2 separate regions of the Homo sapiens genome follow, and region 1 is linked to region 2. The links are chromatin contacts, found by Hi-C or POLR2A ChIA-PET in ENCODE. All regions are on one chromosome and are shown on one strand. Each heading gives the region's core, a stretch centred on a gene start or an enhancer-like site at or near the end of the contact. The rest is flanking DNA. Distances are from core to core; before and after follow the strand shown.

Region 1 (3,451 bases), core at 601-3,100, 110 kb after region 2:
GACCTTCTAGTTTTATGCAAGCTCATATATTCCTAATTGTTAAGTCCTTTTGAGCTGGAAATTATTTTACTTGCAGTCAGAAACAGCTTGACTGATAGGTCTTTCAATAATCTGTCTTTAACCAAGTTATTAAATAATAGAAATCATTACAGGGGTGAAAAAAAAGCAAGTGGGAGAGGTCATGACCCATTTTAGGCTTACCTCTCCAATCAGCCTCATTTTTTTTTTTCAACCACTCTTCACCTCCTATTATACTTCTATGTTCCAGGAATACTAAACTTGCTTTCTCTTGCCATTACTCTCTTGCACAGACTATCCCTATCCCAAGAATAGCTCCCTTACACCCTTGAGTGTGTATGCATACACGTGCACACACACACACACACACACACACCCCTCCAGCCTGGAAAGTTCTGCTCAGCCTTCTTTTTCAAGTTCATCCAGATACCACTTCCTGAGAGGTGAGGGTGGGGTGGCTCTTTTGACCTATACCCCCAACCCCTGCTCATTTAGAGTTTCTGTGGTAGGAAGTCTCTAAGTTGGCCCCAGTGATCTTTTCTTAAGGAATTTCTTCCCTTTGATGTGAGTTGAATTAATGAAATATAAATGACTGAAATACACTGAAAGTATTTCCTACTTATAATGTCACTTCCAAGATTAGGTTACAAAAAGACAATGGCTTTTGTGTCCAGCACCCTTTCTCACTGTTTGACTCTCGCTTTCTTGGATCATCAATTGCCAGAGGCCCCTCAAACATCTATAGAGATGCTCATGTGGTAAGGAAACTAGGCCTGCCAACTATGCCAGTGAGCTTGGAAACAAATCTTTTCAGGCTTGCAAAAAGTTACATAAGTTAGCTTGGAAACAGATGCCCCCTCATTCCCAAATGAGCCTTCAGATGAAAGCATAGCCCTTGTTGAAGCTTGGCTTCAGCCTTATGAGAGATGAGCCAGAGGAACCCAGCTCATCTGTGCCTGCATTCTTGATCCAAATAAATAAAGTGATGGCAAATATTTGTTGTTTTGAACCACTAAATTTTGGGGTAATGTGTTACACAGCACAGGTAACAAATACAGTATCTCTTCTCTGGGTTCCCACAAAAATCTGTAGTTTCCCCATCACAGCACTTACCACTCTGTATTATAATTATCTGGTTATTCATCTAACCATTTAACTAGATTGTACAGTCTGTGAAGATAAAGACATTGTTTTGTGCAGCACTGTATCTTCAGCAAATAACACTGTCTTGGTACATAAAAGTATGCTAATTCTCACTGAATAATAATAGAAGTTTGGGACTCTATAAAGTATGTGGCACAAACATGGCTGTGGACATAGGAAGTTGGGTCAAGGAGGTGAGTACCATAGAGAAGGACAATAAAATTAATATCAAATTATAAAATATTTATTAATATAAAAGATGTATAAACAGACTGAGCACCAACTAAGATGGTACTAATAGATAAAGTAACATTTTGAATATTATATCCTGATAATGCACTGATGTTGTGGTAAATGGTCATTGAGGAGAAAGGGCATCACGTGGTGTAAAGAACACTGGCCAGGTAAGCAAAGAATCAGAATTCTGCACCCTGCCTTTCTACTGAAGAGCACTGGACCTGGGCAGATGGCCTGACTTTCTGGGCCTCAGTTTCTTAATGGTGAGGTCAAAGAAGGCATGACATCTTAAAGGTTCCTTTTAGCTCCAATACTTTGCTTTACATATAACTTTATTCTGTGAGCACTTATCTCAAACTAGTTCAGAGCAGTGGTCCTTGATCTTTTTGTCTTTTCATCTCATCATATTTGAAGGAACACGTGTCCTTGTGAAACAGTAATTCTCAGTCTCTATGGAGGAAAGTGACATATCACGTGACGGGCCTGTTAGAATTTCTGAGTAATATGTGTAGTGTGAAAAGATTTCCCAGATGACTCTGACCTGCTTGATACCCACTTTTGAAAACCTCTGAGGTAATACAAAATGACAGACCAATAAGTTTTGGTCAACAGACCAGAGATTCTGCTGTTTGATAAAAATGAATACAGTAGAATTTAACTATATGTTTAGTTAGAAGCTTAAAAGAAATGGCTGAAAAATAATCTCAGTTAAAAAAAAAAATCAACAAGTAAACCACTCTGGTAGAGTTGCTGTCAGAATATGGTTCTTGGAAACAGCATCACAAACTTTCCTATTTTCTGAAGTTTCTGTACTTACATGAGTCTCTGAAACTGGAGATCTATCATGTACTTAGAAGGCCGTACTTCAAGGCATTTACCACATCACCAGATTCCTATATCTACAAGAGATTGTTGTCAATATCTTGAGTGAAAGACTCATAATGCTCTAAATAGTTTACAGCTGGTTCTTCTAAGCTGTCATAATAATCACGGTAACAATAATACCTAGCATTTAATTCTTTCATTTTCCAAAATGCTTTTCACCTGTCATTGCATTAGCCTCACAATGTACCTGTTAGGCAAACAGCGCAGGTGTCCTGAACATTATGTTTTCCCTGCAAGTTCACTCACTTAGTCAATGTACACAGTAATCCAGAGCCCCTGTTTGTCAGAGGACTCAACAGAGATAAAATGCTGAATAAGACACGGTTGATGCTCTCGGGGTCTGAGAATATATAAGGATAGGTAGGTATTTAAACAAATAATTTCAATGCTCTCAGGTACTTTGCTTTCTTTTCCTATTGTGGCCTGTGCATCTATCCTTTACCTGGCCCAGACCTGGTGCCAAGAGTGGAATCATTTAGACTTTAGTGCATCAGCAAATATCCCTTCACTCATATACCATCCTATGATGAAAAAAATAATTGCTTTTATTTTAAAGTTAAAAACTTCAGTTCTTCCACAAATTCCAGAAACATAAGAAATATGTGGTTCACTGTTTAACAAAGCCATTTCTCATGAGTACTGATGTTCCTTTGATTAGTTAGAGGGACCTTCTCTCAGAAGAAGCTCTCAAGTCTAGAAGCTCAATAAGTGGGATGTGAGAAGTTTTAATCTTTGAAGGAAGCCACTGTTACGTTGGAACTGGTGTAATGGCTCCTGAGAGCTAAATGTATATGTGTTTTCCCAACTCAGTGTCCAGAAATGTCAGACTGATAGCTTGAAATTTTCCTTGGTGGGAGTATTTTCACCTAGAAAATTGAAAACCCCTGAAAATCCGAACTTTTTTCCTCCTGGAGAGCCAATTGTTAAATATTTACCAGCATACCACTGACGGTAGCTTGCCTTCCTTCACCTGGGACTTGATGAAGTTGATGGATTTACTAAACTATTCTGCATATGATATGCATAACAATCTCTTAATTTGGGTTTGAATATAATTATACACTCTGTATTAATTTCTTTTCCCCTCCCCCACATATATGGGTTAAAAATTCACTTAATTTGACATGTAAATGTATGCAAAGTAGCAAACAATTCATGTTTTTCGCTG
Region 2 (3,422 bases), core at 661-3,160:
TGTTTCCAGGTTAGATTTGTCTAATGGTGGATGCTGTAATCCCAAATTACTATGCTATGTTTTTATTTTCATGAAGTAGAGCATCAGTATTATCTGTTACTGGAGTCAAAACATATCTATCTCTGGACCTAACTATCTATCTCTCCATGTATTTAATTTCCAGCCAGAAATACATATATGCACACACAAATATACACTACATATATATATGCACACACAATACATATATATACATATATACACATATATTGTTAATGGATCTATATGTATATATGTGTGAGCATACATACATACACACACACACACACACACACACACACACTAAACGATGCTTACTCCTTTTGTCATTGCTCTCATAATAAGTCTTGTGTTTACAGCTCTAACATGGCATTTATTTTATTTCAGTGACTGTCTACTTGGTTCTTCATGGCTAGATTCTGAGTCCAGGTGATCATGGATGGGTTTGTATTGATCTGAATATTTCTTGAGGCTAGAACTGCTTAGCACAATTGCCACTTCATATAAACTTAGTTGATTTAGAATTTACAATAATTTGAGTGACAAACAAAGAATTTTTAGACTCTAAGCAAAAGTAAAAGCAAAATCATATTGAGGCTGGGATGCCATTTGGATAGACAAAAAACCTTTTCACCACTGTATCTCCTGACCAAGAAGTGAAGAAGTGTCCCTGGCATACTTGGATAAATGACTGAAATAGATATATAGAAGCTTTTCAGAAGGATTATTCTTCAACTCTCAATATGTTAATTTGAGAACATGCATATCTAATTATTAGTTATTAAAACAGGTCCTTTAAAATTAAAAATACTCCAAGTACTTGAAAGTAACAAAACTGGAGTAAAAAATAATAGAGTAGACATTTGACAGTTTCTCCCTCTATTGTTCTCAGTTCTTGAACATGGTTAACTAACATACTCACACTTCATCTATTGGTTGACATTCAGGAATAAAGTACTTGCAATGTTTAGATTCTTAAAAATACATTTTATGTATCAAACCTTTCTGAAAACCATTGTTAATGGATAATTATCTAGGATGCATTGCTCATCTTCCTGTCTTATTAAACAGTCTATCAGATATGACCTAACCTTTTCATTAAGACTCAGCACCATCACTTTATTATTTGTAAACTGTTGGGTCACAGAATGGTATCCTCAGGTGTCTGAGCTTATAAAAGGCTGTGGCTGTTTGCCTGATTTCTCTTTTGACTTTTCCTCTGCCATTTCCTATCATTTGACTGGCTTCCCTGGGTCTGCTTCCTACATACAGTCCATTGTATGTTTAATTTCATGTCCTCCGTTGGCTAAAGACATTCTGTTGGTTTCATGAATCCTTGAATATGTCAATTAGTTCTGGCCTTTATGGCTCCAGGGTGACCTTATTTATCGTCTGCTATAAAGTCTATAAACCTGATCTAAGTACATTCCTCTTCAGTGCTAGAGTCTTTTCTTTTTTGTTATTGTTTCTGTTCAGTTCAAGAGGGAAAATGTATTTGGTTGAGTTTCTAGAGAGCTGTCTGCTGAATATGTGAGACGATTATAATTCACAACAAAGACTATAACCTACTCTGTTATTTTGAAGGAAAAACATTTTAAAAGGCAGCTTCCTTTGGGAATATTTCTAGGAATAGTGACTTTACATATGTATGAATGTGTGTATATATGTATATGTATATATATGCATATATATTTATATGAATTCACTTATATTCTATTATTTCTGAAAAAAATATAAGGCAGCAGTAGTGACACTAGGAAAAGAAAAATGGGTAAAATTCATAAGCCTACACAATGGTTGCCAACACTTCCCTTTTATTAACTTGGCAGCCTGGTATTTTGCAGGGTTTTTTGAACACAAACACCCTGAAACTCATCATCGGGTTGTAGCAGGATGTCCCTCCTTAGGCCGTGAGTAACTGCTGGGGCAGGTGTGGTTTGGGTACAGTTACAGTCTTGGAGGAAAAGTTTAATTTTGTTCTTTAGCTATCTGGTGATGTTTTTTCAAAGGCATATATAAGGGACACCACAGACCACTGATGTGTGCTTTCAACTATTAATTTATAAGAAGTGTTTTGAGATAACCAGAAATAGAGGAGTCAGAGTGGTCTAAAGGGAAATGACTCAGGCATCCTTTTGAAAAGATACCAGCTAATGAAACCGTTATCTTTCTGACTGGCCCCAGGCTGAGGTTTTGCCATGAGAGGTCTTTCAGCGTTAATTTAACCAGGACAGTTGCTGTTTTAAAAGGGTTTGCTAGCCAGCCTGCCGGATCTGACAGAAAGAGTAGCTGCCTCCCCTGGTGTGATTTAAAGGGCAGTAAAAGTTCAGCCAGCCCCTGATCTCCTCCCCAGTGGCCTTACTTCACTTAGAAATGTTCATGATTAGAGATACTCCATTGGGCAAAGACCTTGTCTCCAGAAGGCACTAATAAACAAGACTATATTTTACCTGAATTTATCACTAATGCCCTTTCTGAATTCATGAGCAGATGAGTGAGTTAGGCAACCAGCTGGAGCAAAGCCTGATGATTGAGACATGAGATGGGTACACTTATGATGAGAACATCTGAAGCAAGAGCAAGTGGTATTGTCCCTGGATGATGTGGGTAGTAAGGGGTGATTAAAATTTAAAGCCATTGGACCTGAGGAGGGGCATTTGCTGACTATAAGATAATGACAAAAGGGGAGATAAGAAGGTGAGGTTTATTTTACAGTATTGCTCAAGGCTGGTTTTGCTTCTTGGAGTAACAGATAAGCTTATGAAGAACAAACCCAGATCTTTTACTATTATTGACCTTTTCCAATCAGATTATATAATAATTTATAAATAATAACTTTCTTGGCTTCCTGACTCAACATGCCACCTAAATAGCTAAATTCTTTTGAGTTCTTGGTGACTCATCTTTGCTCTTGACTCTGTGACTAGACTGGTTTCCAACTTAAAGTATTTAAAGAAATTCAGCATCTAGTATGTCTTCTTTGTCTTGCTCCAATCTTGTGCCCCAGTTCTAGATTATTTTGTGCTCTTTGTTGCTGAGGCCAAATACTCACTTCGCATCCAAGACATAATCACTAAATTCCAGCTCCATTCATTTATTTATTCATCAAATATTTATCGAATGCTTGCTTGGTGTCAGATACTGTGCTAGGCACTAGAAATACAAGGGTGAATGAAATATGGTCTTTGTGTTTTAGAAGTTCCCTTTAGTGCCCGAGAACTTGCTATGACACTCTGCAGTTCTTGGGGCCCTCCATAATTGGGGTCTAGACTTGTTGAAAACCCCTATCTCCCTGATTCTCTTCCTTTTCCTGAAGAACTGGGATCTGCCCCAGAACAACACTTCATGACCAGAATCCAACTGTCATGTATGACCAAGAGAATATAATTGAAGGTATATGGGGG

The links. Hi-C counts contacts between places; a loop is a spot of excess contacts on that map. ChIA-PET counts read pairs that join two places held with the same protein, here RNA polymerase II (POLR2A). Pooled maps may share reads with other maps.
Region 1: a loop to region 2 is called in a pooled map, with 10 times the contacts of the local background. The contact joins two enhancer-like sites. A Hi-C loop is called at or near these places in 3 of 168 maps with a recorded cell type or tissue (PC-9, endothelial cell of umbilical vein and natural killer cell) and 9 of 50 pooled maps. POLR2A ChIA-PET finds 5 or more read pairs at or near these places in 2 of 52 experiments (activated CD4-positive, alpha-beta memory T cell and activated T-cell).

The regions. Positions count from the first base shown.
Region 1 is chr3:177,785,586-177,789,036 of GRCh38, forward strand. No RefSeq gene overlaps it. Among named protein-coding and RNA genes, the nearest start is that of LINC02015, 30 kb to the right of the region's middle. Within about 2 kb of position 1,851, at least 2 of the 41 ENCODE cell types and tissues checked have a DNase peak (open chromatin) inside an H3K27ac peak, as active enhancers do; they include natural killer cell, where a contact is called at or near this core.
Region 2 is chr3:177,677,706-177,681,127 of GRCh38, forward strand. The region is part of intron 3 of LINC00578 (long intergenic non-protein coding RNA 578); the gene reads left to right. Among named protein-coding and RNA genes, the nearest start is that of LINC02015, 140 kb to the right of the region's middle. Within about 2 kb of position 1,911, at least 6 of the 41 ENCODE cell types and tissues checked have a DNase peak (open chromatin) inside an H3K27ac peak, as active enhancers do; they include natural killer cell, where a contact is called at or near this core.